Regions from separate parts of the Homo sapiens genome. Here all the other regions are linked to region 5. Evidence: chromatin loops called from intact Hi-C (ENCODE). Cell type or tissue: PC-9. All regions are shown on one strand. Region 1 has its middle 540 kb from the start of LINC01876. Region 2 overlaps LOC105373703 (a long non-coding RNA gene). Region 3 holds the start of TRA-CGC3-1 (tRNA-Ala (anticodon CGC) 3-1). Region 4 has its middle 260 kb from the start of LINC01876. Region 5 overlaps FLJ46875 (a long non-coding RNA gene). Region 6 has its middle 63 kb from the start of GALNT5.

The links. Hi-C counts contacts between places; a loop is a spot of excess contacts. Peaks named below come from ENCODE experiments on the same cell type or tissue, not always from the same donor. Only the 100,000 strongest peaks of a DNase experiment are listed, where the experiment ranks them.
Region 1: a loop joins it to region 5, with 4 times the contacts of the local background. A loop is called at or near these places in 4 of 110 quality-filtered maps.
Region 2: it touches region 5 in a loop (4-fold over the local background); 2 of 110 quality-filtered maps call a loop at or near these places.
Region 3: it touches region 5 in a loop (12-fold over the local background); 94 of 110 quality-filtered maps call a loop at or near these places.
Region 4: it touches region 5 in a loop (4-fold over the local background); 2 of 110 quality-filtered maps call a loop at or near these places.
Region 6: a loop joins it to region 5, with 5 times the contacts of the local background. A loop is called at or near these places in 15 of 110 quality-filtered maps.

The regions. Positions count from the first base shown.
Region 1 is chr2:155,712,851-155,717,850 of GRCh38, forward strand. No RefSeq gene overlaps it. Among named protein-coding and RNA genes, the nearest start is that of LINC01876, 540 kb to the right of the region's middle. In PC-9, no CTCF peak of the experiment used is centred here; no DNase peak of the experiment used is centred here.
Region 2 is chr2:155,878,126-155,883,125 of GRCh38, forward strand. All of the region lies in intron 4 of LOC105373703 (a long non-coding RNA gene), which reads right to left. Among named protein-coding and RNA genes, the nearest start is that of LINC01876, 370 kb to the right of the region's middle. In PC-9, no CTCF peak of the experiment used is centred here; a DNase peak (open chromatin) is centred at 1,976; H3K27ac peaks cover 1,822 bases.
Region 3 is chr2:156,397,223-156,402,222 of GRCh38, forward strand. TRA-CGC3-1 (tRNA-Ala (anticodon CGC) 3-1) reads left to right here and starts at 3,547; the gene lies at 3,547-3,618. It overlaps TRG-GCC2-2 (tRNA-Gly (anticodon GCC) 2-2), which reads right to left and starts at 3,995; the gene lies at 3,925-3,995. It also overlaps a transcript of GPD2 not described here. RefSeq lists enhancers at 2,725-2,794, 3,225-3,394 and silencers at 3,915-4,024, 4,065-4,114. In PC-9, no CTCF peak of the experiment used is centred here; DNase peaks (open chromatin) are centred at 2,109, 2,799, 3,289 and 3,729; H3K4me3 peaks cover 3,223 bases; H3K27ac peaks cover 2,017 bases.
Region 4 is chr2:155,994,893-155,999,892 of GRCh38, forward strand. No RefSeq gene overlaps it. Among named protein-coding and RNA genes, the nearest start is that of LINC01876, 260 kb to the right of the region's middle. In PC-9, no CTCF peak of the experiment used is centred here; no DNase peak of the experiment used is centred here.
Region 5 is chr2:156,332,836-156,337,835 of GRCh38, forward strand. It overlaps FLJ46875 (a long non-coding RNA gene), which reads right to left. Exons shown (of 1, transcript NR_147695.1): 1 at 3,737-5,000. Among named protein-coding and RNA genes, the nearest start is that of NR4A2, 2.6 kb to the left of the region's middle. RefSeq lists enhancers at 68-147, 1,617-2,489, 2,048-2,147. In PC-9, CTCF peaks have their summits at 2,866 and 3,067; DNase peaks (open chromatin) are centred at 1,896 and 2,876; H3K4me3 peaks cover 2,785 bases; H3K27ac peaks cover 2,843 bases.
Region 6 is chr2:157,192,150-157,197,149 of GRCh38, forward strand. No RefSeq gene overlaps it. Among named protein-coding and RNA genes, the nearest start is that of GALNT5, 63 kb to the right of the region's middle. In PC-9, CTCF peaks have their summits at 2,117 (motif pointing left) and 2,319; no DNase peak of the experiment used is centred here.

The DNA of each region.
Region 1 (5,000 bases), 620 kb before region 5:
TACTGTAACTAATCTCATTTAAAGGAAAGAGAACTAAAGCACAAAAAGGCATAAGAATTTGCCCAAAGTTACACAGCTTGGAAGAAACAGATCTCAGATTCAAACCCAGATATTAAGGCTCTAGAGCCCATCTTCTAAACGCTACATATTTACTTTCATCAGTTCCAAAGTTTACTCTGAACATTGTTAAGACAAATTCACCATTTCTTACTTCTGTTTATGAAAGTTTAAGTATTTTAATGTTCGATGTTTTCTCTTGTCCTCAAAAGAAAATTGAGACATGGGAAGGCAGTGAATAATGGCTTTATACATCACACCTCCAAAACCTCAACCTTTCCCAACAACCCCTTAACTGGTGACTATGTTGAAGTGAGTTAATGAAATTAACTACTTCTTTTTTAAGCTTAAAGGATCTATCAGTTAATCATTTCATTTTTACAAAACCTTCCTTCATACTACACATTGAAAGGGTTAAATGTGATTTCTGCAAAAATCCTTGAGGGCAATGCTATTAATAGAAAAAGGCAAAATTAATTGTACTACGTATCTTTTAGGCACATTGGTTTTTACTGCTGAGGGCTTAGGCGCAAGCAATCCCTCCACAAACTATGTACAGTATATATGAAAATACAAATATTTTTATTATATATAATATAAACATAGTATATATAATACAAATATATTATTATATATAATATAAACATAGTATATATAATACAAATATATTATTATATTACTTATTATATATATCACTCTCTCTCTAGGTGTACTATCTCTCCATCTAGAGAGAAAGAGAGTGAGAGAGAAAGACAGAGAGAAACCCAGAAATAGAGAGACATATCATCCTGGAGCTGCAGTTAGACTTAGGCAGAACTTATACTTCAGAAATAGTGTCTCTGAAAAATCAAAGTATAAACCAATATAAGCACGAACATGATACATAACTGACTCACGGAAAGTATGATACAAGAGCTAAGGAGTCCCTCACCACATGTTAACTTCCTACAGTGAGTTCCAGAATTCTCTAAGATGGAAACATGTAGGAGAGGCAATAACATACCTCATAGAATTTTAGAAATTCGGAAAAGAGTTTCATGGCCTCTTCTGGTCCCTCCTAAATTAAGTCGTTGATATCACCCACGGGTTACTTGTCTGATTCCTATACTCATCCTGACCAGATTTGGAATCAATTAACTTTTATTCAATCTATTTTACCATTTTTAATAACAGGTCAGGAGTCTCACAAATATTATCTCACTATTAGTCCCAATTTTACAAATGAAGGAACTGAGGCTCGGAGAAATTGAGAATCCCATATGTAGGCCATAAACAGCAGAGCTGGTATTCAAACTCACATCTGCTGACTTTATAAAAACAAGATTTTGTTAAAGTACTAATTTCATGTTGTGTCTGAAATTAACTGTACTTCCAAAAAGCTGCCATGCTTCTGTCTGACCCTAAACCATACAAACATGGATATATTTTGGCAGTAGGTCTTTGGTCTTAGCTTTTCTGTAAAGACTCCTTTGACCTGAGGCTCAGCCTACTTAGCTAGAGCCCTAAGCCATGTCTAGTTTCTGCCAGGCTGCTTTTCACGAGGGCACATTTCTGATGTCTCTCTCCCTAGATTCTACCCAGCTCCTATTACGTTCCTCCTGAGTCCATGAACTGCTGGTCACAAGGACTAATCCTCTTTAACTTCATTTCCAGTAGCCAGGGCAGTAAGAGATATGTTTAGGAGAAGAATGGGAAAGAACAGATTTTAACTATTTCATAGTTATATCAGACTAAATCTACATAAAGTTATAAAAATACTTGCAAATTGGATAAGACTTTATAATTTACAAAGTGCTTTCCATTTAAGACTTTAGCTTTACAATGAGAATTCCCATTTAACAGATAAGAACACTTTGCTTCAGAAAGAATTAATGCTTTATTAGGACTGCCTTATAAAGAAAGAAATTCTGAGCACTCTTAGTCATTGCCATCCAATTTGAAATCTTAAATAATAAACCTACTTTTTAATAGGTTATTTTAATTTTAGTTTATTTCTAAATATTCTTAGTGGTACTTTCTATCAGGATAAATCAATCATATTGTAATTTTTTTTAATGATACTTAAAATGCAGCTTGGTTATGGTCTCAATGATTACTACCTATGGAAGGACACTTCAAATGCAAAAATATCCCTATTGACTTTTTGTTTTCAGATATGTGAATCTCAAATTGTCTGCATTTGTCAGTCTGGAAGAAATTTTGATAGTCAAGTTCTATTGCGTTGAACAAAGCTGATCTTTTGCTCTCTTGTTCATCACTACAGAGGGCAGCAACAGACAGCAGAGCTCAGCCTTACACAGGAAATATTAAAAGTTTCTAGTAAACAAGAAGTTTAAAGACAAAGTCATGCTTTAATCACACCAAATTTTCTTTTGCCTTTATGCAGTTTAAAATTAATGACATCTATAAATTTTCATATAAATTAGCAGAAAAATGGAAAAGTACTGGGAAAGACTGGATTCTTTCAAAGGTTAAGTCTCTGATGTTTTGTACTTATGCCAAAATCAGCATTAAACAACAAACATAAACTGTGTGTCATACAACATTGAGACAAGTAAAATTTATTCTGTTTTTTTCTTGCCATTTTTCTTACTCATGCTTGTTTTATTTTATAAATCTCTGTCTTAACAAGTACTTTATATAAATGTTTATTCTCATAGAATAAATACTATTGTTAAAATGTATCCAAACTTACTTTCAATAGCTAAGAACTTTAAAAGCCATGGTGTTAAGAGAAGATTTACCTGCAAAGTGCCCTCAGGACAGAAATGATTGTGAATTGCAGTTTGCAGGGGAATGAAGACTGTACTTGCTTCATAGGTTGGTTGCATAGGCCTAAGACTGATTGTACATGCAAAGGAGGGCAGCAAAGATCTTATGATCAAAAGAGAAGAAATGACTGACAACACAGAGCTAGTTCAAAGGAACTAATGGAATAATTAGTCCCAAAAAGACCAAAAAGACTGAAGAATTCATGATGTCATAAAAAGCAGAGCTACTTAAATTGGATTAGAAAATAAAAATGACATGAACATTGTAAATATTCACAGATCACATCATTGACGTGTAATGTGCCGTTAAATGATGTCAAATTAAAGGGGAAATTACATGTGTTAGAACTAGGATGAATAAAAAGAAGACATTTAAAGATACATGGTCCTTCAAGTGAAAATTCCTAACATATATTACATAGATGATCATCACTCAGACAGAAAAACTGGGTGAATGAAATGTAAAATAAAATATGGGGGAAAGGATACTGACTAAAAACAACTCATTTTCAAATATAAATGGTAGTTAACTTTAGATTTTAGAGGAATTATTTGGGGAATTTCTTTTACATAAAGCAAACTCAAACATGGTTATTATAAATAACTGATAACTGCAATTTATTTCTTAAAATCTGTCCTAGGGTTAGCCCTAAGTATTGAATTAGTATGTACGTTTGTCGGAAAAGGAAAGAAGGGTTAGGCCTATTTCAATTTCCACATTCTCCATTTTCTCTTGCTAATTGTATATGTTATTTGAATCAGCTCAATTATTTGGGAGCTTGTTTGGAGCTTACATAAGTAATAAAAAGAAAAACACAAGAATACTACATAAAGTAAGTGTAATGTTTGTCCTTTCCTGAGTTTCAGAAATATCCCTTGAAGATAATCACATTCATTAACATATAAACCAATCTGAATTAACACACAGCTCAAATACTTCCAAAATGTATATAAATACATGGATAGCTTCGGGGTAGTCTATAAATGTTTACCAAAGCAACATTTTCATTCCTGATGTATCTTTTTTTTGACAAATGACTTAGAAACTATTATATAAAAATCATTCACCTTTTAACTGACTCTTAGTTTCTGTTTATCTATTTTTACTAGCAGTAAGTTCAGCTTTACCTGAATCTTATGTCATATTAACTAGATAGCAAGTACCTTTCTTATATTGACGCTTATTGTTAATAGCATTTAGCATTCTGTACTATAACCTTAGTACCTCAAATTGACAGAAGAAGCAAAGTCAAGATAAACAATAGACATTATACTCCTCCAAGTCGACTAACATTCAAAAGGTACTATAAGTGCCCAATATAACTTTTCTCTATTCTCAAAAATTCCCTAGGTCTCTTTTTGGTCTATGAAAAGGCCAGTGTGTTAAGGTAAAAAAATGTAATCCAGGTTGCAATGAAATATTTTTTAAAATGCATTATCAGTAGGCATAATCCCCAGTCTTAAAGCATTTCACAAAGCACATGGAACTTGCTCCAGCTCATTACATTCTCCACAAGAGAACAAACTATCAGACAATGTGGTTTGGGAAGCAGTGTTTGTCTGGGTAATGATGGAGACCACATCTCCTTCCCAGGCTTGTGGTCCTAGGGAACTCTATAAGAGCTCATTCCTCAGAAGAGAGAATGAAACATGTGGCGCAGGGGTGGCAGAGTGCTTCTATTACGGTCCAAGCTAATTTATTCATAGACAGAAAAATGGCATGCTTACATATTGCAAACCAGTGTATAAAATTTCTGCTTCTTTTCAGCCTAAAAAAAAGGGCATTAATTGTTTACTACTTCAGACTTCACTTATATGGAAAAAAATAGATTTGTTGTTGTTGTAGGAAGAAAGGGAGGGAATCTACTATAAACTAAGTTCTGTACTAGTCACTTAATATATACAAATATATGTACTGTATTAATTTTATTCCTCATAATAATGAAGAAATGATATCAGAGAAATCAGCCATACCAGAAGCTAATTGTAAATGTAAGAATTCAAGTCCATTTTGTCTGACTTCAAAGCTGATGATCTTCCTTTAATGGACGTATCAAAATCTCACATTATGTAACCACTATATTTAACAACACATTTGGGCCTAATTTGGGAATAAAATTTTGGTCTTTACCCTAGAAACTATTACCTTACAGAAAGCCAATTAGTGTCGAT
Region 2 (5,000 bases), 450 kb before region 5:
AACAGGTGCTGGAGAGGATGTGGAGAAATAGGAACACTTTTACACTGTTGGTGGGGCTGTAAACTAGTTCAACCATTGTGGAAGACAGTGTGGTGATTCCTCAAGGATCTAGAACAAGAAATACCATTTGACCCAGCCATCCCATTACTGGGTATATACCCAAAGGATTATAAATCATGCTGCTATAAAGACACATGCACACGTATGTTTATAGCAGCACTATTCACAGTAGCAAAGACTTGGAACCAACCCAAATGTCCATCAATGATAGACTGGATTAAGAAAATGTCACACATATACACCATGGAATACTATGCAGCCATAAAAAAGGATGAGTTCATGTCCCTTGTAGGGACATGGATGAAGCTGGAAACCATCATTCTCAGCAAACTATTGCAAGGACAAAAAACAAAACAGCACATGTTCTCACTCACAGGTGGGAATCGAACAATGAGAACACTTGGACACTGGAAGGGGATCATCATACACCGGGGCCTGTCATGGGGTGAGGGGAGGGTGGAGGGAGAGCGTTAGGAGATATACCTAATGTAAATGACGCATTAATGGGTGCAGCACACTAACATGGCACATGTATACATATGTAACAAACCTGCATGTTGTGCACATGTACCATAGAACTTAAAGTATAATTTAAAAAAAAAGAAATCCTATTAATGAAACAGTAGATAAATATTTCCCCCTTGAGAAAGATTTAGACATCCAGATACAAGAGGCTCAAAGATTCATGAATAAATAAAATTCACAAAAGTCTTCTCAACAGCACATTATAGTTAAACTGTTAGAAGTCTAAGACAAAGGGTGAATTCTAACAACAGCAACAGGAAAAGGATCTAGTCACTTACAAAGAAATAACAGTGGATTTCTCAGCAGAAATCTTCAGGTCAAGGGAGAATGGGATGATATATTCAAAGTACAAATAGAAAAAAAAAACTGTAAGCCAAGGAGACTATACACAGCAAAATTATTCTTCAGTTATGAAGAGGAATGAAGTCTTTCCCAGACAAGCAAAAGCTGAGGAAATTCATCACTGCTAGACTGATACTTCAAGAAATGCTTAAGGGAGTCCTATACTCAGAAGCAAAACAACAATGACTACCATCATGAAAACACAAAAGTTAAAAAGCATATAACAGAACAAACACAAAAAAGGAAGAGAAAAAACTCAAATGTTACCATTACAGAATACCACAAAACTGCAAAAGTAAAAAATAAGAAAGAAACAAACAAATGATATGCAGAACAATCAGAAATCAATTAATAAAATGACAAGAATAACCCGTCAATATATCAATAATAACCTTGAATGTAAACAAATTAATCTTTCCATTTAAAATACATAAACTAGCTGAATGGAATTTTTTAAAAAGCATGATTCAAGTATATCCTTCCTACAAGAAATTCTTCTTACCTCTAGACACATATAAACTGAAAATAAAATGACGGGAAAAGATATTTCATGCAAACAGAAAACAAAAGTGAGGAGGAATGGCTATACCTATATCCAATGAAACATACAAAAACACAAAATTTCTTAACAAAACTAGCAAACCAAATTAAACAGCACAACAAAAAAAAAAATGCACCATGATCAAGTGAGATTTATCCCAGAAATGCAAAAATGTTTCAACATCTGAAAATCAATAAACATTGTATATCTCATCAACAGTATGAAGGACAAAAACAGTATGATCATCTCAATGGATGCAGAAAAAGCATTTGACAAAATTCAACATCCCTTCATGATCAAAGCTCTCAACTGGGGGTGGCTGGCAAGATGGCCAAATAGAAACAGCTCTAGTCTGCAGCTCCCAGCTAGATCAACACAGAAGGCGAGTGATTTCTGCATTTCTACTGAGGTACTCAGCTTATCTCACTGGGACTGGTTAGACAGTGGGTGCAGCCCACGGAGAGTGAGTCAAAGAAGGGTGGGGCATCACCTCACCCAGGAAGTGCAAGGGGTTGGGGAACTCCCTCCCCTAGCCAAGGGAAGCCGTGAATGACTGTGCCATGAGGAATGGTGCATTCCAGCCCAGATACTACGCTTTTCCCATGGCCTTTGCAACCCGTAGACCAGAAGATTCCCTTGGTTGCCTACACCACCAGGGTCCTGGGTTTCAACCACAAAACTGGGCAGCCATTTGGGCAGACACCAAGCTAGCTACAGGAGTTTTTTTTCATACCCCAGTGGCACCTGGAACACCAGTGAGACAGAACCATTCACTCCCCTGGAAAGAGGGCTGAAGCCAGGGAGCCAGGTGGTCTAGCTCAGTGAATCCAACCCACACAGAGCCCAGCAAGCTAAGATCCACTGGCTTGAAATTCTCGCTGCCAGCACAGAAGTCTGAAGTCAACCTGGGATGCTAGAGCTTAGTGGTGGGAGGGGCGTCTGCCATTACTGAGGCTTGAGTAGGCAGTTTTCCCCTCACAGTGTAAACAAAGCCGCTGGGAAGTTCAAACTGGGTGGAGCCCACCGCAGCTTGGCAAAGCCACTGTAGCCAGACTGCCTCTTTAGATTCCTCCTCTCTGGACAGGAGATCTCTGAAAGAAAGGCAGCAACCCCAGTCGGGGGCTTATAGATAAAACTCCCATCTCTCTGGGACAGAGCACCTGGGGGAAAGGGAGTCTGTGGGCACCACTTCAGCAGACTTAAACGTTCCCTGCCTGCCAGCTCTGAAGAGAGCAGCAGATCAAGAGAGCACTCAAGCTCTGCTAAGGGACAGACTGCCTCCTCAAGTGGGTCCCTGACCCCCGTGTCTCCTGACGGGGACACACCTCTTGGCAGGAGTCGACAGACACCTCATACAGGAGAGCTCCAGCTGGCATCTGGCGGGTGCCCCTCTGGGACAAAGCTTCCAGAAAAAGAAACAGATAGCAATCTTTGCTGTTCTGCAGCCTCCACTGGTGATACCCAGGCAAACTGGTCTGGAGTGGATCTCCAGAAAACTCCAGCAGACCTGCAGTAGAGAGGGCTGACTGTTACAAGGAAAACTAACAAACAGAAAGAAATAGCATCAACATGAACCAAAAGGACATCCACACAGAAACCCCATTCTGAAGGTCACCAATTTCAAACACCAAAGGTAGATAAATCCATGAAGATGAGGAAAAGCCAGTGCAAAAAGGCTGAAAATTCAAACAACTAGAATGTCTTCTCCTCCAAAGGGTCACAACTCCTCGCCAGCAAAGGAAAAAAACTGGAAGGAGAATGAGTTTGATGAATTGACAGAAGTAGTCTTCAGAATATGGGTAATAATAAACTCCTGTGAGCTAAATGAGCATGTTCTAACCCAATACAAGATAGCTAAGATCCTTGAAAAAGGTTAGAGGAATTGCTATCTAGAATAACCAGCTTAGAGAAGGACATAAATGACCTAATGGACCTTAATAACACAGCAGGAGAACTTCGTGAAGCATACACAAGTATCAATAGCCAAATTGATTAAGCAGAAGAAAGGATATCAGAGATTGAAGATCAACTTAGTGAAATAAAGTGTGAAGACAAGATCAGAGAAAAATGAATGAAAAGGAGCAAACAAAGCCTCCAAGAAATATGGGACTATGTGAAAAGACCTAACCTACATTTGACTGGTGTACCTGAAAGTGATGAGGAGAATGGAACCAAGTTGGAAAACACGCTGCAGGATATTATCCAGGAGAACTTCCCCAACCTAGAAAGATGGGCCAAAATTCAAATTCAGGAAATACAGAGAACACTACAAAGATACTCCTCGAGAAGAGCAACCCCAAGACACATAATCATCAGATTCACCAAGGTTGAAATGAAGGAAAAAATGTTAAGGGCAACAAGAGAGAAAGGTCAGGTTACCCAAAAGGGAAGCCAATCAGACTAACAGTGGAGCTCTCTGCAGAAACCCTACAAGCCAGAAGAGAGTGGGGGCCAATATTCAACATTCTTAGAGAAAAGAATTTTAAACCCAGAATTTCATATCCAGCCAAACTAAGCTTCATAAGTGAAGGAGAATTAAAATAATTTACAGACAAGCAAATGCTGAGGGATTGTGTCACCACCAGGCCTGCCTTACAAGAGCTCCTGAAGGAAGCACTAAATATGGAAAGGAATAACTGGTACCAGTCACTGCACAAACATACCAAATTCTAAAGACCATTGAAACTATGAAGAAACTGCATCAATTAATGGGCAAAATAACCAGCTAGCATCATAAAGACAGGATCAAATTCACACATAACAATATTAACCTTAAATGTCAATGGGCTAAATGCCCCAATTAAACACACAGACTGGCAAATTGAATAAAGAGTTGAGACCCATTGGTGTGCTGTATTCAGGAGACCCATCTCACACACAAAGACACATATTGCCTCAAAATAAACGGATGGAGGAATATTTTCCAAGCAAATGGAAAGGAAAAAAAGCAGGGCCTGCAATCCTAGTCTCTGATAAAACAGGCTTTAAACCAGCAAAGATCAAAAAAGACAAAGAAGGGCATTACATAATGGTAAAGTGATCAATGCAACAAGAAGAGCTAACTATCCTTAATATATAGGCACCCAATACAGGAGCACCTGGATTCATAAAGCAAGCTCTTGGAGACCTACAAAGAGACTTAGGCTCCCACACAATAATAGTGGGAGACTTTAACACCCCACTGTCAATATTAGACAGATGAACGAGACAGAAAATTAACAAGGATATTCAGGACTTGAATTCAGCTGTGGACCAAGCAGACCTAATAAACATCTACAGAACTCTCCACCGCAAATCAGCAGAATATACATTCTTCTCAGCACCACATCATACTTATTCTAAAATCAACCACATAATTGGAAGTAAAGCATTCCTCAGCAAATGCAAAAGAATGGAAACCATAACAAACAGTCTCCCAGACCACAGTGCAATCAAATTAGAACTCAGGATTAAGAAACTCACTCAAAACCACACAACTACATGGAAACTGAACAACCTGCTTCTGAATGACTACTGGGTCAATAACGAAATT
Region 3 (5,000 bases), 64 kb after region 5:
ATTAGTCAGGGTTTTCCAGAGGGACAGAACAAATAGGATATATATATAGGAGTGTATTAAGGAGTATTGACTCATACCAATCACAAAGCAAAGTCCCACAATAGGCTGTGTGCAAGCTGAGGAAGAAAGAAGCCAGCAGTGGCTCAGTCCAAGTTCAAAAGCCTCAAAAGCAGGGAAGCCGACAGTGCAGCCTTCAGTCTGTGACTGAAGACCCGATAGCCACCAGCAAACCACTGATATAAGTCCAAGAGTCCAAAGGCCGAAGAACCTGGAGTCTGAAGTCCAATCCAGCATGGGAGAAAGATGAAAGCCGGAAGACTCAGCAAGCCAGCTTATCCCACCTTCTTCCATCTGCTTTGTTCTAGTTGCACTGGCAACCAATTGGAAGGTGCCCACCCACATTGAGAGTGGGTCTCCCTCTCTCAGTTCACTGACTCAAATGTTATTCTCCTCTGGCAACACCCTCACAGACACACCCAGAAACAATACTTGACCGGCTATCTAGGCATCCTTCAATCCAATCAAGTTGACACCTAATATTAATCATCACACCTTGTGAATGATATGTGTGTGACACAGACTGAGAATAGGGGACTGTCTCTAACCAAGAGAGATGTGGGGAGCATAGATGATAGAACTGGATTTTAAATATTCCATAATTTTCGACATTTGGTGTATTAGGCCATTCTTGCATTGCTATAAAGAAATACCTGACAGATGGTATTTTTTGTTGTTGTTGTTTTATTTTTATTTTTATTTTTTTGAGATGGAGTCTTGCTCTGTCGCCCAGGCTGGAGTGCAGTGGCGCCATCCCCACTCACTGCAACCTCCGCCTCCTGGGCTCAAGTGATTCTCTTGCCTCAGCCTCCTGAGTAGCTGGGATTACGGGCACGCACCAACACACACTGCTAATTTTTGTGTTTTTAGTAGAGATGGGGCTTCACCATGTTGGCCAGGCTGGTCTCGAACTCCTGATCTCAGGTGATCCACCCTCCTCAGCCTCCCAAAATGCTGGGATTACAGGCATGAGCCACCTCGCCTGGCCAGAGACGGTAATTTTTAAAGAAAAGAGGTTTGATTGGCTCACAGTTATGCAGGCTGTACAGGAAGTATGATGCTGGCATCTGCTCAGCTTCTGGGGATGGGCCTCAGGAAACCAACGTTCATGATGAAAGGCAAAGCAGGAGCAGGCACTTCACATGGTCAGAGCAGCAACAAGAGAGTGGGGGGGAAGGTGCCACACACTTTTAAACAGATCTCACAAGAACTCATTCACTATCGCAGAAGATAGTACCAAGAGGATGGTACTAAACCATTCATGAGAAAGCACCCTGTGACCCAATCACCTCCCACAAGACCCCATTCCAACACTGGGGATTACAACTGGACATGAGATTTGGGTGAGGACACAGATCCAAACCATATCATTTGGTCATCCTCTTTACATATTTGAGCAGAGCTGGATCCAACAAGCTTTCCTGAAAAGGCCCCCAATCCAAAAGTGCACCTGCTGCTTCACCTCTCCCATCAGCCATAGTGGCTGAAAAAACCCACTAAGTGAGAGCCTTTTTGATTAAGGTATGCCAGTAAAGCAATTTCACATCCCCTGTTGGCTTTAGAGCTCTAAATCAACTTTACGTCCTCTGTTGGTTTTAGAGATCAGCCTCATTTGCTTTATCAGATGCACCTACATAGCCTGAACTCTTGAAATGGGAGTGGACATTTAAAAGGGATCTTCTCTGGGCTCTGAAATTTCCGAATTGCCTGAGAAAAAAAGCCCCCAAAATGGAAGGCCTCAGGTGATGGAGAAATAACCATAACATGAGGAAGAGGATCCCCAAAAAGATGACAAAGTTGAAGACGCCAGAGGCCATATTTCCCTCATAATGAACTGAATAGTATAGTTTAAATATGCATTGGGTAGAGAAATGACTGTGTCCCCATTTCCTGATTCAGAATCAATTGAAGATGCTCATGTTCTAGTGCCTGAGGGTGGAATGCAGAGGGTGATTTGGAAATGTTCAGGCTTGGTAGAGCAGAACTCTTCAATGACTGTCCTCTTGGACATTGCGTATTATATTTGAATTAGATCAGCCTGTGTCCTGTTCTAGTTTAAACCAAAATTCAATTATGAGCCATTATTTGTTTAAATTACTGTAAGCAAACACAATGGTTTATTTATTTTTAATTCAGAAGTTGATTGTGAAACTTGTGGTTTGCTCAGAATGATTTTGAAATCTCTGTTTTCTGCTCTGGCTCTCGGCTTGCTGACCAAATGGTCATTTATCGGGAGTGCTCTGCAACTGAAGGAGTGGAAATTCTAGGCCCTCACGGTGCTACCTGTTGGGGCCAGCCTTACAGGTCAGCTGGAAGTGACGGTGACCCAGCTACCTCGACACCAGATCTCTACCCTGCTCCCATCGGAGTGTCTGAGGCTTCCACCACTCAGCTTTCACCAGGCTGGGGTGGTATCAGCTTAAACTACACCTGAAAAAGTCAAACACACCTCATCTGACTATACTGCAAGTCAGCACATCGATTTACCTAGCACTCAGCCAACTGGAGAGGCAATTTCAGAGGGAACAGGACTCAGGGTAGGTCTTTTAATTTGGAGCTTGGGTACCATTAGTGGTTAGAGAGGGTTCAGAAGGCATCAAAGGAGATGTTCAATGACTTACACTACGATCACCACTTACCAATCCGTTAAGACTGGCCCAGGGTGTGAATATCAAAAGGAGAAAAAAAAAATCTACCTGGAGCAAGTCCCCTGCCCCGATCTTATCATAGTTTATATATGACTAAGCTACAGGGAGGGTGGTGGTGTCATATTCTTTCTTTCAGTTTGAGCCTCATGAAAATGAAGAGCAAGCTGCAAATCATTTTTATCTGCAAGGGGTTATCTGGCTGTAACCCTTACATAAGCAAGGTATGGGGATTTGGTGTGAACACGTGGTTTTCCTGAGATGTGCATTTATTTTCGGGGGTGAAGAGTGTTCAGGTAAATCCATAACATTTTCGTGTGCAAAGAGAAGGTCTCCACCTTTCTGCTCCATGAACCAGTCTCCATGAGCACCCGAGGCGACGCTCGCGGCGCGGCCCGAGCGCTGGGCCCGGGCTCGAGGTTTGGACCGGGGTTCTACCCGGCAGCAAAGCCAGAGGCCGGACACACCACGGCCTCCTGGATCTGCGCTGCCTGCGCAATAAGCCTGGGGAGGTGCCAGCTCCGGCAGGCATTGGGCACCCGGGAGTCCCGCCGCTGTGGCCGCGCAGGGCACCGGATCCCTCCAGGATCCCAGGCTCCCGACGTCCAGCAGAAGTGCTCTGGAGTGAGGCTTCATTGGTCCCAGGTGAGCGTTTCGTTGCCAGCTCGTTGCGCGAGGTCTGAATGCACAGTGGAAACAACTTAGGGTGGGTATGGGAAAAGAAGAAACATATTTCAGAAGCACTCGCCAATATAAATTTTTAAAAATAAAGATCTTAATACAGTAATTTGACTAGAGCTAGCAGACTGAATGAGTATGGACACCAGAAATATGCTTTCGGCTGGGGGATGTAGCTCAGTGGTAGAGCGCGCGCTTCGCATGTGTGAGGTCCCGGGTTCAATCCCCGGCATCTCCAAATCAGCCGACGTTTGCTTTTTATTTTTTCTCCTTTCCTGTTGTATCTTAGAACACTTACCCCATTACTTGTACATACATTTTGCTCACATCTAGGCCGCCCAAAAACAATATAAAAGGAGGGCTGAAAAAAATCAGCGAAGCTCAGGGAAACCACCTTCTTGACTGCTCGAAGTAAAAGTGAAATAGGGAATTGGCTTTCATTAATACTTCTTTATTTGCATGAGTCCAGTGTTTAAAGGCCCTGTTATTGAACTTTGAGGCTCCTGTGTATGATACCCACAGAAAAAAACTAGAAGTCAAAACTTGCATTGGCCGGGAATCGAACCCGGGCCTCCCGCGTGGCAGGCGAGAATTCTACCACTGAACCACCAATGCTTATAGCAAATGTGCTTTTCTATTGCTTACTAGAAGACACTTACACCCTGGTAATTCTCTAAACAATCACGTATTTGTGTATTCAAAAACAGAGAAAGCAATTAAATTTTTAATCACATAGTTATAAAAAATTAGAAAAACATTAACATTTACAAAAATTTTCATTATACTACTTTAGAACTTTATGAGATTCTTCTGAAACTCTCTTTGGTGAAGGAGGCAAATGAAGATTTTGTCATGTATGCACAGGATTACACAATCACCTAGCCTATCTTCAGACACTTAGATAATTTATAACAACTCTCCCTCCAACCCCCTGCCATTTTTTTCTTTTATTATTTTACCTATTCAGACAAATACATAATGGAGATTTGTTAGAAATTGGGAACAGAGGCAAAGAAACAGGGAACAGAAATTTGAACACTGACCCAAATTTATGATTTGGAAATTGGTAAATTGGAACTATGTGATTTGCATAGGGAACTTGAAATATTGATGATTCAAGCCAAGTGACCTGAATTCTCTAAGCTGCCCCTTCCTTCATTTAAGACCCCTTTTAACTCTAATAGTATGAGTCTGATCCTTCACCCTTAGTTTCCAAGGAAAGTGAAATTGTGAATGATACAACAAAAGATATAGGAGGGGAAAAAAATAAAGTGAAGGAAATGGATTTATGGAAATGATTCTAAATACGAGATAAAAGGCTGTGGATATAGGCAACATTGGCTTTTTATCTCTGGGAGGGAAATACCTAATAATTTCCAGATTCTTTGGTCAAGAATAATTTGGGGAAAAGTTATGAGAAAATAACAGCTAACACATAGTAACTGTGTACCAGGCTATGTTAAGTACACTACACATGGACTTCAACCCCGTGAGTTAGGAAGCTGAGGCTCGTAGAGGCAAGATTGGAACACACAATATTATGTTCAGTGTTGGAGTGCTTAGCACTGCCCGTTCAGCCTACAACAGAATAGGTCACTGTGTATTGAAACTCAAATGCTG
Region 4 (5,000 bases), 340 kb before region 5:
AGTTGAGGAGGGGATGTGTGATCCATATTTGAAAGGAATTATTTAACGGATGTGATAAGAAGATAGACTCTGGCAAGAGTAGCCTATGTGCTCACTAAATAATTTTCCTTTTCCTTCTCATCACACAGTTTAACTGCATTTTCTAACATCATTCACAGTTAGTCATGGACATATCACAGCTTTGGCTATTGAAATTTGGTAGACATGGGTATATATTTCCAGCATCTAATATAGTTTTCAAGATAGTAGATGCTCAACAGAAAATAATGAACACTTTCCTCTCCTCTCACACTTCTTTTCAATTTAGTCATTGTATAAATACTAATTGAGTACTCTCATTCTTTGGCCTGCTAGGACTCTCATGTATAAGGCTGATCCAAGACTTCATAATAACTTACAATCTGCAATATTTCACATACCCTCACCACTATCAGAATTTACTTCTCTTTCCTCTATGCCTTCTAAATTTTCCAAAATGATATCAATTAAACTGTTAAGCCATTATTAAGGGCATTCTCACTTGTTTCTTTTTTACTTCAATGCCCTAACTTTAGAGACACACTTTCATGAAGGATCTCTCAGGATGTGAGTTAGGTTAGTGAGGATTTGCCCTTTCTGATGTAATCTTTCCACAAGGATTACCCTGCCTCCAGAAATTGATAATAAGCCCGTTAGGGAAAGTTTTATAAAAACATATCACTCTAAGTATAATTTCTGGGAATTGCATTACCAGGCTCTTGACATCATTGATAAAAATACAATTGCAGTGGCATGAGTCTCAAACACCTCTTTGGAAAACAAAAATATGCCTGATAGATCACAAAGCCAAATTTAAGTTTTTTAATCTAAGATATCTTCACAACTGCAGTACTATTTGTCTTTCTTTTGTGTGATCCAAAATTAACTGTGAGCAATCTAAAAGAAATTCTAAAATGGTAAATATATGTGTTCTTTGAAAATAAACAAACACTTTTTAGACATGACCAGTTGCTTAAACACACTATTGATCATTATAATGAAAGCCCGAGTCTTTTACTAACACACAAAGTATAATCATTCTGGCTTACGAATTGTCTGTGACAAGGCCCTTCCCTCTCTTTTTTTTATGGTCTTTAAACATCACCTTCCTACACTTTTCTGTATATAGACTAATTAAGAAAATAACATTACATTTGATTTTCCTATTTTTATCCGAAGTGATTATCTTTAACAAATTCTTTAAATTATTCTGCTTTTTCTATCAGTGATTAATGTATTGTGCCTGGTTCCTCTTGCCTGCTAATTGTTTTATACAAGTGGATGCTAATATAAGCAATAAGGTTTTATTAATGTCCCAATCAAATATATTGAAGCATATATGTGTTAAATACACGAGAGCTAAATAGGTGATCTTTCTTAAAAGAACATTAGGTTTTGAACATTGATCCATATGTATTAATTAATGTCTCTTTCATAGCCTTTCTGTAAGATGATTAAAATTGTTTATATTTTATTATGTAAAACAGTACATTTATTAACATACAGATTTATTCACAAAGTATGAGAAACCACACTACCTGAAGACACAAGCTTGAATATAGTTAGACTCATAATTCAAAATTATTTTATATTTATTTCAAAATATATATTTTATTAATAAATACCTTAAAGTTTTGCCCTGCCAATTTTTTAAAGTTCTATTGTTAAATAAAATAGAAACTGGGCCAGGCATGGTGGCTTATATCTATAATCCCAGCACTTTAGGAGACTGAGGTGAGTGGATCACTTGAGACCAGGAGTTGAAGACTAGTTTGGCCAATATAATGAAACCCCATCTCTACTAAAAATGCAAAACAAAATAAAACAAAACAAACCAACCAACAAACAAACAAAAAACTAGCCTGGTGTGGTGGCAGGTGCATGTAATCCCAGCTACTTGGGAGGCTGAGGCAGGAAGATCACTTGAACCCATGAGTTGGAAGTTGCAATGAGCCGAGATCATGACACTGCACTCGAGCCTGAGTGACAGAGCGAGAATCAGTCTAAATAAATAAATAAAACAGAATCTGCTCAAACCTAAAAAGAGAAAAATAATTGTTAAATATGATACTCTTTTACTTCAAAAGTGTAGTTTCCATTATTAATAAACATCTGAAATTAGACTTGGCCGAAGCTTTAGTTACAAAAGCACATAGATACTTCAGGAAAAAAAAAAAAAAGATTTAGCAGAAACAGAATAAAACATTGATGTCACTGTAAATGTGATCATATGAAACAAAATTTAACTCTTTTTTTTCTCAATTTTCTAAGAGTTGTTACCTTGGAACCTTACCATAATGTTTTACTTGCTTAACTTTCGAAATTGAGGTGCTGTCCATGAATAAATTAAATCTGGTCATAGACAGTCTCTGAAATTCAATTTCTTCATTAATTCTTACCTATTTTTTTTAATTTGAAATTTCCAATATCAAAAATAAGTCATGAAGACAGATATCCTATCTGTCTATCTGAAGCCTGGTCAGAACAATTTGTAATAATCATAAGATAGATGCAAATGGTTCACAGCCACAATAAGATAAGCAAGGAGTTAGTAAAATTCAATAGGAAAAAGACAAACCATCTGTGATAGTTTTAAAACGCATAGTTTAAACTCTCTATTCAAAAACACGTTTTACTTCTCTCAGTGAGAAATTAGGTCTATGTATGATCTCTAGGATCTGGGTGCAGCCCTGTGACTGTTTCAACCGATAGAGTATGGCAGAGTAATGCTGTGTGACTTCCAAGGATGCAAGACAGTGCAGCTTCACTAGAACACTCACACTTGGATCACTCAATCTCTGTGTAAAAAGTTCACCTATTCTGAAGAAACTCTGCTATGAGGAAGCCAAGCTACATAGAGAGACCTTAATAAGTGTTCTCCTCAGCAGTCTTGGTCTTTGAGTCATCCCAATCCAGGTGCCAGACATATGAGTAAATGAGTTTGTGTATGTATTAGTATTATGTGTGTGTATTAATACTGGTGTATATTAGTTTCTGCAGTGGACTGATTTGCTGGTCCCCTCCACCAACAATTCATATGGTGAAATCCTAATTCCACTGTGATGGTATTTGGAGGTGGGGCATATGGGAGGTAATTAGTTCATGGGTGTGAAGCTCTCATGAGTGGAATTAGTACCCTTAAAAGAATAGGCCAATACTGCCCAAATAAATCTATGGTTTCAAATCTGTTCCTATCAAACAACCAACATCATTTTTCACAGAATTAGAAAAAACTATTCCAAAATGCATATGGAACCAAAAAACGAGCCTGTATAGCCAAAGCAATCCTAAGCAAAATGAATAAATTCAGAGGCATCACACCACTTGACTTCAAACTATACTACAAGGCTACAGTAACCAAAATAGTGTGATACTGGTATAAAACACATAAACCAATCGAACAGAATAGAGAACCCAGAAATAAAGCTGCATACCTACAACCAACTGATCTTCAACAAAATTGACAAAAATAAGCAATGGGGAAAGGATTCCCTATTCAATAAATGGTGCTGTGGTACCTGGTTATCCATATGCAGAAGAATGATGCTGGACCCCTACTTGTCACCATATACAAAAATTAACCCAAGATGGATTAAATACTTAAATGTAAGACCTAAAACTATAAAATTCCTTAAAAAATAACTAGGAAATACCCTTCTCGACATTGGCCTTGGCAAAGAATTTATGACTAAGTTCTCAAAAGCAGCTGCAACAAAAACAAAGATAGATACGTAGGACCTGATTAAACTAAAGAGCTTCTGACCAGCAAAAGAAACTCTCAACAGAGTAAACAGATAACCTGTGGAATGGGAGAAAATATCCACAAACTATGCATCTGACAGAGATCTAATATTTAGACTCTAAAAGGAACTTAAACAAATCTGCAAGCAAAAAACAAATAACCTCACTGAAAAGTAAGCAAAGGACATGAACGGACACTTCAGAAAAAGAAGACATACAGATGGCCAGCAAACATGAAAAAATGCTCAATATCACAAATCGTTAGAGAAATGCTAATCAAAATCACAATGAAATACCATCTCACACCAGTCAGAATGGCTATTATTAAAGAGGAGAAAAAAATCAGATGTTGGTGAGGCTGCAGAGAAAAGGGAACACTTACACATTGTTGGTGGGAATGTAAATTAGTTCAGCCACTGTGGAAAGCAATTTGGAGATTTCTCAAGGAACTGAAAATATAACTATCATTCAACACAGCAATCCCATTACAGGATATATACCTAAAACAAAATAAAGTATTCTATCAAAAAGACACAGGCACTTGTATTTTCATTGCAGCACTATTCACAATAGCAAAGACATGGAATCAACTTAGGTGGCCATCAGTGGTGAATCGAATAAAGAAAAGGTGGTACAGATACACCATGGAATACTACACAACCATAAAAAAGAATCAAATCATGTCTTCTGCAGCAAAATGGATGCCACTGAAGGTCATTTTCCTAAGTGAATTAATTCAGACACAGAAAATCAAATACTGTATGTTCTCACTTATAAGTGGGAGCTAAACCTTGGGTAAACATGGACATAAACAGAGGAATGATAGACACTTGGGACTATGGTGGAAGGTAGGAAGAGAGCAATGGTTGAAAATTACCTATTGGGTGTCATCCTCACTACCTGTCTGACAGGATCAATCATACCTCAAACTTCAGCATCACACAATATACCCACATGACAAATGTGCACTTGTATACCCCCATGAATCTAAAATAAAAGTTGAAATTTTTAAAAACAGAACAGTCCAGAGATCGAGTTACCTCCTTTCTCACCTTGTAAGGATACAAGAGGTCAGCAATCTGCAGCCTAGAAGGAAGTCTTTACCAGAACTGCACCATGCTTACTTCTAGCCTCCAGACCTGTACATAATAAGTTTTCATTATTTAGAAGCCACCCAGTCTACGATACTTTCTTTTAGTATCCCGAGCTCCCAGTTTCCTGCTATAATAAATGCTGCTATA
Region 5 (5,000 bases):
GGTATATTTCCGACCTGACGTCACGAGCAGGGCCGATTTTAAGGTGGGAACCGCTCTGCGTTCACCTTGGTAGCCAGCTTGGGTGGTTTTTGGTGTTTTTTTTCTTTTCTTTTTTTTTTTCCGAAAGAGGTGTGACCTCTCCCAGGTCTGCGCAGCCCGCAGCGTCGCGACACTTCACTTTCCCCGAAGCCCCTGCGCCCGCGCAGCGGCTCGGCCGCTCACATGTGGGGAGGGTGCAACAAAAGCACCGGCGGAAGGCAAGGCCGGCGTGGCCAGGTAGTACGCACCTGGAGCCGCACGGAATGGGATGTGCCTTGCAGCGCCCTAACCTCTCCCACCCACCTTCGTCACCCCCTTAGCGGAAGAGCGTACAGATGTCCCATGACACGAGACGCTCAGAGGGCTCACGCAGTTCGGGTGGGATTTCCCTACCCGGTTCATCCCCTTTTACTCCCTTTTCCTGTCCCAGGCCTCCTCCTCTTCTGGCATATATTCATTCTAATTATCTCTCTCTCTCACTCTCTCTACCCCACCCCCACCCCCCACACTCCCATCTGAAAGGGAATGGGAGTGGGGGTAGGGCTTATTTTTCTATGTTTCCTTATTTCCATGCAGTGCCCACGTTCGATGGAGGACGTGGTGCTTGCGGGGGGGGGGGAGAGGAAGGGGAGAGGGTAGACAGTGACCGTGACCCAGCTCTTTAGAAACCCCAAAAGTCAGAGTGAAGCGTCGCCCCTTTTCCTTTCGCAGACAATGCAGCCGAGCAGCAGGCAACAGGTGCGCCTTCTGCAGAAAGGTACTCTGATTCCCACCTTCTGCAAACTCTAATACTTTCGATACTCCTCTGTGCCCACCAACTCGTACCCCTTCCACGAGTTTTAAGGGAATAAATCGATCTTCGTTTGAAACACAAGGTCTATCACAGCCTCAATCTTAGAGCCCAGAAAGACTGGACAAGAAAAGCGAAGCGGGTGGGGATTGGGGGCAGCGTCTCCGCAAAGCGTAAGGTGTGAGCCTACAGCCCAGCCAGGAGAGGGGCCCGAGCTGGCTCTGGGAGCGTGTCCCACCCCCGCGGCCGTCCAAGTCGCCGCCGCTTCTGCTTTGCAAGTCATTTCCCCTAGCCACGCCGAGAGCGCAGGGAGCTTTCTAGCAAAGGAAACGCCGCAGCTCCGGAGGGCAAGCCCCCTCCCCGTCTCCCGGCCGGAGCTGGGAGGGCTTCCTAGGGCTTCTCCCGCGGGGCTTCCAGCGGCTGGGCCTTGGGAGGGAGAGTTCGGAGCCGCCCCCGCTTTTCTACTCGCGCAGAGCGTCCCAGCCGCCCCTCCTTTCTCGGTGTGGCTCGTTTCCAGGCAGCCGGGACCCTTTTGCAACTTGCCCCCCTACTCGTGTTCTCAGTACCGGCCGATGGCTCCGTGGAACTATTCGGGATCCCGGGCTGCTCAACCCTAATCTGCAGCCCCGCCTTTGCCTACTCCCTGCTGCCCCCAGCTCGCCGGCGGCTGGGGAGGCGTTGCCATCAGATGCCCTGCGGCTGCCCCAGGAAGCCGCGGGCTCTTTTGCGCCGCAGCCTCGGGGAAACCTACGTGACCACCTTAAGTTTCCCCCAGATGTTGCGGCTGCCGCTGCTGCTGCCGCCGCCGCCGCTGCTCGGCGATGCCCTAGCGGGCGCGAGAAAAAAAATAAAACCAGGAAGTGGGTGGGGGGGGCGGGTTGTGGTGGCGGGTGAGGGTGTGTGAGTAGGGGGATGAGGAGGGGAGGGCGAAGAATAGCATATTAGCATGAGCTCGGTAGCGTCAGCGCCCCGTGGGCAGAAGCGATTCCATGCGAACGAAAGGGAAAAAGTGAGAGTTTGGAGAGCTGGGGAGAAGGAAGGGGGTGGGGGTGGCGGTGACGCAGGGGCGCAGGCATTGACGCACCGGCCAGGCTGGGCCCAAAATAGCAGCAACTCCAGCTCAGAGGCGCCCTCCCGGGTTCCCTTCCCCTTCCGCGAGGGAGCAGGGCGCGGCCACGGGAAGCTTTCCTTGATCCCCGCGGTGGGCCAGGCTCCCGGCCGCTATTTTCAGGCAGTCGGAAACTCAAGCACAGGCACGCCGGGGTGGCAGTTATTATTTTTTAATATAGTCCTAGGAAAACGGGGGCCGGGAGAACTTGAAGGTTGTAACCACCAGCCTCCATACACATACTCCCGTCTAAGTAGATACATTCACTCTGCACGCTTCCCCCTCCCTCATTGCCATTAAAAACACATTCAGTTTAGGTTGGGTTGAGCCTGGGACAATTTGAAAATGCCTCCCCAGAGAGCTGAAAAGTGTCCTGGAGTTCTTAAAGTGAGCTCCAAGGAAGCCAAACATTGTAATATGATGCCTTATTCTTTAATAACAACCTGTCGAGTGCGGCTTCCTGATAACAGCCTTTGTCCAAGTCTTAATGCAACCAAGAATGAAGGGTCGTTTTCACAGCAGCTTATTATAACAATTATTATTAACTGGGAATATAATTAAATATAAAATTAAATATAAATTAAAATGAGAGAAAGGGGAGACCTTTCTCATCTATTCCATCATCTGTGTAAGAGTTCTCTCCTCTTCAAAGTCCTATTCTGGTTTCTGGGAAGCTTTTACTGTTTCTTAGGAAGACACGCCGGATGTAAGACTGTTAAACTCGTTTAAACCAATTTTGAATAAGCTACTTCTTAGGCTAGGGTTTCTGTAAGGCCCGGATGAGATGGGTTGGAAAGGATTCAGCATATAGATCAGAAGTGTTTAAAAAAAAAAAAAAGGCCACGCTCAAAACCCCAGACTAGTTTTCCTCACCAGATTCTGATGGGACGATGTCTCAGTAGCACCGCCAATGTGTGTGTAATTGACTGATCCAGTCAGTAGGGGGCCTGACTCCACAACGTTCAAGAGAATCACTCACACACACACACACACACACACACACACACACACACACACACACACACAAGCTATTTACTACCTAAGCTAAACCAAAGAGAATGCTGCAGGCCCAAATATTCATATTGTGCTGGAATTCATAAATAACTAAAAATCTTTGATTCTCTTCTATTTTCTCCAAAAGGGAAACAGTTTTAACACATGGGATTAGGTTCACAAAAGATTTTCTTTATTTCCTCCTGCTCATGCTTAACTCACTGTTAGGTCACAGAAGGAAAAAATCAAACTGGTAATAAAATCTCTCATTTTATCACCAAGAAGTTCAAATTGGCATACAGTTTGGAAAAATGAAAGCATGTTTTAAAATCCTATGATTACATGTTAAATAAATTATAGTTTAGAAGGAGATTCCTGTGGGTATATTTGCTAGTACATAAGAGAATGCTTTTGTGCATAGAGATTTAATTACACATATGGAATCAAAATGTAGAATTGAACAACCTTTCAGAAAATGTTAAAACGATGCTTTAGGCTAAAAGAAACTGAAATTCTGCATTTATATGACTGTAACCCTTCAAGATTCTTGAACATAAATAGTTCAAATAAAGTATTTTATAACTCAATTAAAATGACAATAATGGCTTTTTCAGGCCCCCGCAGCCGATATAACTTTAAACTATTGCCATGTATAAATGTGTAAAGTTACCCCACAATGAAGGTCTATTTTCTTAACAGTTTTTAAAATGAGTGGGAGTAAAAATTGCACCTATCCTCTTTTGAAACCAACTAAAATAAATTAAAAAGCATTACTATTAAGAAACACTATTGGATGACCACAGAAAAACATTTAGGAAAGTAATGTTACTATATTATCTTTTATGACATTAACCAATATTAGGCAGAACATATTGGTACATGTAAACATATTTTCATTAAAAATCAACATAAATAATACATATACTCACATCTAAACCAAAGTAGTTTATTTTATGCATGGCTAGGCAGATTATACTTAATAAAATTGAGCTTTTGGCATAATTTAGAAAGCAAACATGAATGTAATCCCATAGGATTTTCTATTTTAATGCATAGGAAAGAGGCCTTTAGGGATTTATTTCACCATTCTTCCCAAATGAATTCAGAATAGACCTTACAATGCAGATATAGTGAAACAGACATACCTGTTATGCTTTACGAGTTGAGGCAACTTTAAGATTTTTCATAATAAAATTACTTTGTAGAACCTATTTTTAGCATTACAAGATATATATTTTAAATTACATTTGGACAAACTCATTCACAGCATTTGTTGCCATTGGGCAGTAAGTCACATTACTGATACAAGAAATAAATTTTCACTTTGAAAAAAATCTGTTTCTGAAAATACAAAATTAGTTTTTACTTCTGAAAGTGTTTTTATTGTTTTGCTTTTGCCATTTCATTTGCATTGACAGGATAGTAATTGACCAAATTGTTTGTTCCTTTCTCATAGGATGGTTAAAGAACAAGTCAATTGCTTTGTTAATATTCACATTTTGGATAGTTGTAGCTTTTATTCAGTATTTCTCAGCCGATTTTTACCAAAAACCACTTAACACAAATACTTTTAAAATTATTTCTTTCTTTGATACAGAACTCAGTACTAGAAATGTGTAAAGATGTGCAGAAAAAAAACAGCATTCTTTTTTCTGGAAGCATCTTCTTGTAAATTGAAATTATAAAACTGAACATATGGTAAAACCTCATGCCACTCAAAAAGTATTTTGCATAATAAAAATCCTTCATTTTTTGTTAATACTTGACACCCAGTAACCATCTCCTAAATACTTGCTTTTAAATTAACCACTTAATATTTTCTTATTTAAGAACTATTTTTTATTAGGCAAAGAAGAATAACTTTGGTTTTAGATTTCATTGCTAATTTTAGTAAACATAGGCATCACTAAAATGTACAAAGTCCTAAAAGACAGTTTAAAGATTATGAAAATAAGTTGCTACATGCTAAGAAAACATCAAATATCTGCAAATTCTAAAAGTAGTTAATAGCATTATAACACTACCAGTATTAGATAGCATTTATTTAAATTTAGATAAAATACATACATT
Region 6 (5,000 bases), 860 kb after region 5:
CATTAAAAATTCAACTAGGTCAGATGCTTTCTAGCTCAGAGTCCCACTGGAGTCTCATAAAGCTTAAATATGTAGGTTTAGGTGGTACAGTCCTCAGAATCACTCTCTCACCCTCATAGCAAAATGCCTCTTACGATTATGAGGAGGAGTGCAGTACACTTTCCCATAAAAATATATCATGATATCCATCAAACGTATTGTACAGCATGATAGATATTCCCTTCTAAATTTTGACAGGACAATGAGCATGGCAGACTTGGCAAAGTCGCATGAATTGTTTTTACCTCAGAAATGTGTGCCAAGTAGTCCCGAGCAAGTAGGCATGAAGGCATCCCTCTCATTGCCATGTAGCCCTAAGGAGTTTATGCACTGCAGGCATTGCTAACCAAGATAGATGCAGATCACATCAAAGTTTCCTTTCGTAACTCCACTGTAAATCACCCCATTGTCATAAATGCTTCAGTCCTAGTCCCAGATTACGTAGGAGGGCTGTAACTGTTAAATTCTTATCTTTGAGAGTAATGACACTCAAGATGGCGGCAATCATACCAAGGTAACTTAATCCTTAGGTCAGGCATTATGGCTGTGTGTTCTCCTCTTCCATTTTTAGATTATCAAGGATTCCATGGTACTACACAGAAACCACATGAGTAGATACAATTTTAATATACAGTGTAGTAAAACCTGACTCAACTTTCCACCCTTGGGAACAGAATAATCAGTTCCTTAGTAGAGGCGGTCTTTAACAAAAGGTCAAATAAAATTGTTCTGGAGACCTTGGGAAGCTTTAAGTAGTTGCTTTCGACAGGGAGCTACTTATAGAAGGTGAGTCCGTTGTGAAGGTGTCACCTTGCCTCCATGGAAATCAGATAACCCCATATCCACCCCCTCTGCCTTCTGCTTCACTTCCCTCCAACCCACATCCCCATTCATACACAAAGGCAAAAAGTTATAAATGTTGTGAAAACTTTAGTTTCAGAATATACAATAATGATTCTACTTGAATGAAAAAAAAGACTATGCTTCATATAGACAGCATTCATTCTTATGCACTGTCACTGAGAGACTCAGCAAAAGGCTGGTCAGTTGCAACAAGAAACTTCTATGTGGTCTGAGGTTGAAATTTCAAGTTAGATGAAAGCACAGATGTTATTTGTGGGTAAAAACTCTGAATTGTTTCATAACGGTAGCTAGTTTCCTGAAAGCTTTTTGAAAAATGTTGGGATACAGTATCTCCAAAAACCCTACAAGGCAGGTAAATAATGATTTTTTTTCAAATATAATTTGCTCCTAGCTTACATTTTGAAAGGCAAGATATAGTGAAACTGTAAGATTTTTGATCCTCAGGAAATGCTTTTAAGTCAATACAGTCTGAAAACAAGTTAGGGAATTAAAAAAATAAATAAATAAGCTCTCCACTAGTTTTAATGACAGAGGCTTTGGCAAAAAGAAAGAAAAAAAAAAGCCAGCACAGAAAGGCCCCTATTGATGGAACAACAGTTGGATGATCAAGAGATGGTATACAAAGAATGCCTTCTTTGGCTAAGAGGTTGAATGAAAGATACATACAGACTCTTCAACTCCCAAAACTTAAGATTCCATGAAATCTCAATATGGCACAAGCCAAGCAGTCTTTTTAGAATAAAGAGCAAAAGAATAAAACAATGGCATACATGCAAAAGGAAATAAGTAATCTTAGAAATGAAGCACAGCTTTTCTATTTTTAGAGGACTCTTTACCTTCTCCTCACATTTGGACCCAACTGCCTTAAGAGAATTTGCTGTGACTAGCATTTCACAAGCTCCAGTTTTGGTGCCATAATAAATATGATAATATGTCAGAGACTATACAGTGATATACAGATGTTTGTTACTTGGAGGAATTTTCCTCAGTTATGGATAGAAATAACACTGACAGCCACAACCCAGCCTAAAAACATATCAAATTGTCTCTTAGATTAAAAAATTTCTCTTCATTGTCACCTTCATATTAACATTTCTACTCAAGAGTGTAGTGGGAGTGTTTTTTGGAAATGGTAAGCTCTTTGAACTCTAATGATTCTTCTAAAATTAAAGTCTTTTGTCAACCATTTTAGACATTACTTTCTCAATGGATATACAGAGTGCAAAAGCACCATCTTGTGGCATAAACGAGAAAGTACTTTGGCGCAAGCCCTTCTGAGGCACATTTTTTCACACATACTTTTTATGAAATGTTTGTCAAGATTAATTCTAAGCACTTGGTATATTTCTCTAAAACAGATGGCCAAATGACTTAAGACAATTTAGCATTGAATATATTTTTAATACATTTGTATACAGATCTGATTCCAAACAAAAATCCCAGTACATAATAACTATATGAGATTCCTTAATCAAATTTGAAATAAAAATAGAATTTAGTTTTAATAAATGGAAAATTTAGTCTTTGTGTTTTATTAGTGAAACATTGCCTGTTGATCATTTTAAATTGAAATGTCAGTTATTTGCCCAGTAAGAAGTAGCAATTTTTCTCACAGAATTAATACAGATAAAGTTTTTAAGAAATTACTATTTGTATATGAGGTAAGAATTATTTAAGTATCAACAGATAGGCTTACAGAATTTTTAAAAAAAGAAATATGTTATATATAACCATAGGATTTTTTTCTCTGTTTGACAGTACTGAATATCATCTGTCTTCTTAAATATCACAATTTCATTACTATCTTATTATTGCTCCCACTTTAGCGATGGGATAACTAAAGTACAAAAAGGCCAAGTAACTTGCCCAAGTTCACCGAGCTAGGAAAAAGAAGAGCAGAATTTGAAGAAAAACTCCAGGTCCTCCTCTATTTTTCTAGTGGTTTCCAAACCCCAGTCCACAGGCATAGCTGGACTGACTGCACTGGGATTGCAAGGAATGCATTTCAAATGCCAGGGGATTCTGATTTAGTAGATAGGTTATGACATCCAATAATCGGTATTTTTTAAAAAACTTCCTGTGATTCTAGTAAAGAAAACTAGCCTATGTAAGCTAAAGAAAATGGGCACGATAATTACAGACATATAAAACTGAACATCAGTAAATTATCTTCATTTTACCTTTCAGCCTTAGATTATCTCAATTTACAACCTCACTTCAAAATCTACTACAAAACACACCTACTCTGAAAACTTTTCCTTATAAATCAAACTCTACTCTTTAATTATTTCTTCACTACACACACACATACTTAAAAGTCACATTAACAATAACCATTCATGTAGCAGAAATTGTGTTGGATGCCCTAGGTGTTTTATCATGTTGAAACAGTAACAAATACACAGTACCCTTTATATAGCCAACTGAGTTCACAGAATGCTTTCATTGAATTTCGTCCATGACTTGTATCTATAGCCAACCCATAGTCACAACTGAGAAGCAAGTATAATTTTAACACAAATGGAAGTTGATGTTTTATTAAGGTTAATGAGTAAAATGAAAGTGAAAAAAAGAAGACACATGGTGGGCTTCATTCATTAATCAATGAATGAGTGATTATTTTGCTGAATCACATCATTATTTTCAAATAGTAGAAAAATATTTTCTCAATTTTTGTATTATTTCACAGTGTAAATTACGAACACAATACACCTTTAGATTTCATCTGCAATATTAATGTTTATCATCACATTCTTATATATAAAAATCAACAACAGTATAAATTAAGCCCAATTTATACTGTTTGCCAATTGGTATGCAGTGTATTATTATTATTTTCAACCTTTAGATATCATTGATGTAAATAATCTCAAAAGCATAGGTTGTAGTAGAATCTAGCAAAACACTTAGAAAATGAGTTTTGAGCATATGTTTCCTTTGGTTTTAACATAATTTACTTACTCAAAAGTTTATACAATTTAATTTTTAGTAATGATAATTTTTAATAATTGGATTCCCAAATTCCTTAAAATTTAAAAATTTGCTGTTGTGGCCGGGCGCGGTGACTCACGCCTGTAATCCCAGCACTTTGTGAGGCCAAGGCGGGCGGATCACGAGGTCAGGAGATCGAGACCATTCTGGCTAACACGGTGAAACCCCCTCTCTACTAAAAAAAAAAATACAAAAAATTAGCCGGGCGCGGTGGCGGGCGCCTGTAGTCCCAGCTACTCGGGAGGCTGAGGCAGGAGAATGGTGTGAACCCGGGAGGCGGAGCTTGCAGTGAGCCAAGATAGCGCCACTGCAGTCCGGCCTGGGCAAAAGAGCGAGACTCCGTCTCAAAAAACAAACAAACAAACAAACAAATTTGCTATTGTAAGCCAGTGGGAGTAGGCTCCAACATACCTCTGATCATTCATATGTTACAGGTAAGGAAACTGAATAATCCAAGTAGTTGATTTTCCTTAAGTCTTATAGAAAATAAAAAGCAGATCATGATTCAAATCCAGTTCTCTTCAATTCCAGTTGATACTCGTGCCCAGTTGCTATACTACCTGCCTCCCCAGTTCGCTTCTGCTATATTAATGTGTTCTTACTTACATCTTGAGTTAAAATATTTGTGAACATATTTATGTGTGAAGTTTCATTCTTCTTGGTAACCTGAATTTTGGGTCCTGTTTCCTCTAAAATCCCTCATAATATCTGACTTATTTTTAAGCATAAGTAAATTCTCAAAATTTTGTTACATGACAAAAGGAAATTAAAAAGTTAAAGGACTTATCTTGCCACTGGAGGCTTAGTGTGGACAACAGAGAGTTAAAAACTCCTAGAGAACCAAGAATCATAGAAGGCTCATACACTTTTGTAAATTTTACCTCCAGGAGCCCTACCAGGTCCTCACAGTAAATATTTAAGAAAAGTCCCCTGACGCTTCCAACAGGGAAAGGAGAAAACAAACCATTTTGAAATAAACGAGAATATTCTGTTCTTAACAAGGCCTGCCATCAGAAGAAACTATTCTACCAGAGTCTAACTACAGGGGGTTTATTGGCGCCTAACCTACCTGGAGGAAGGGAAATAGCCAACTCCAAGCAACTCTA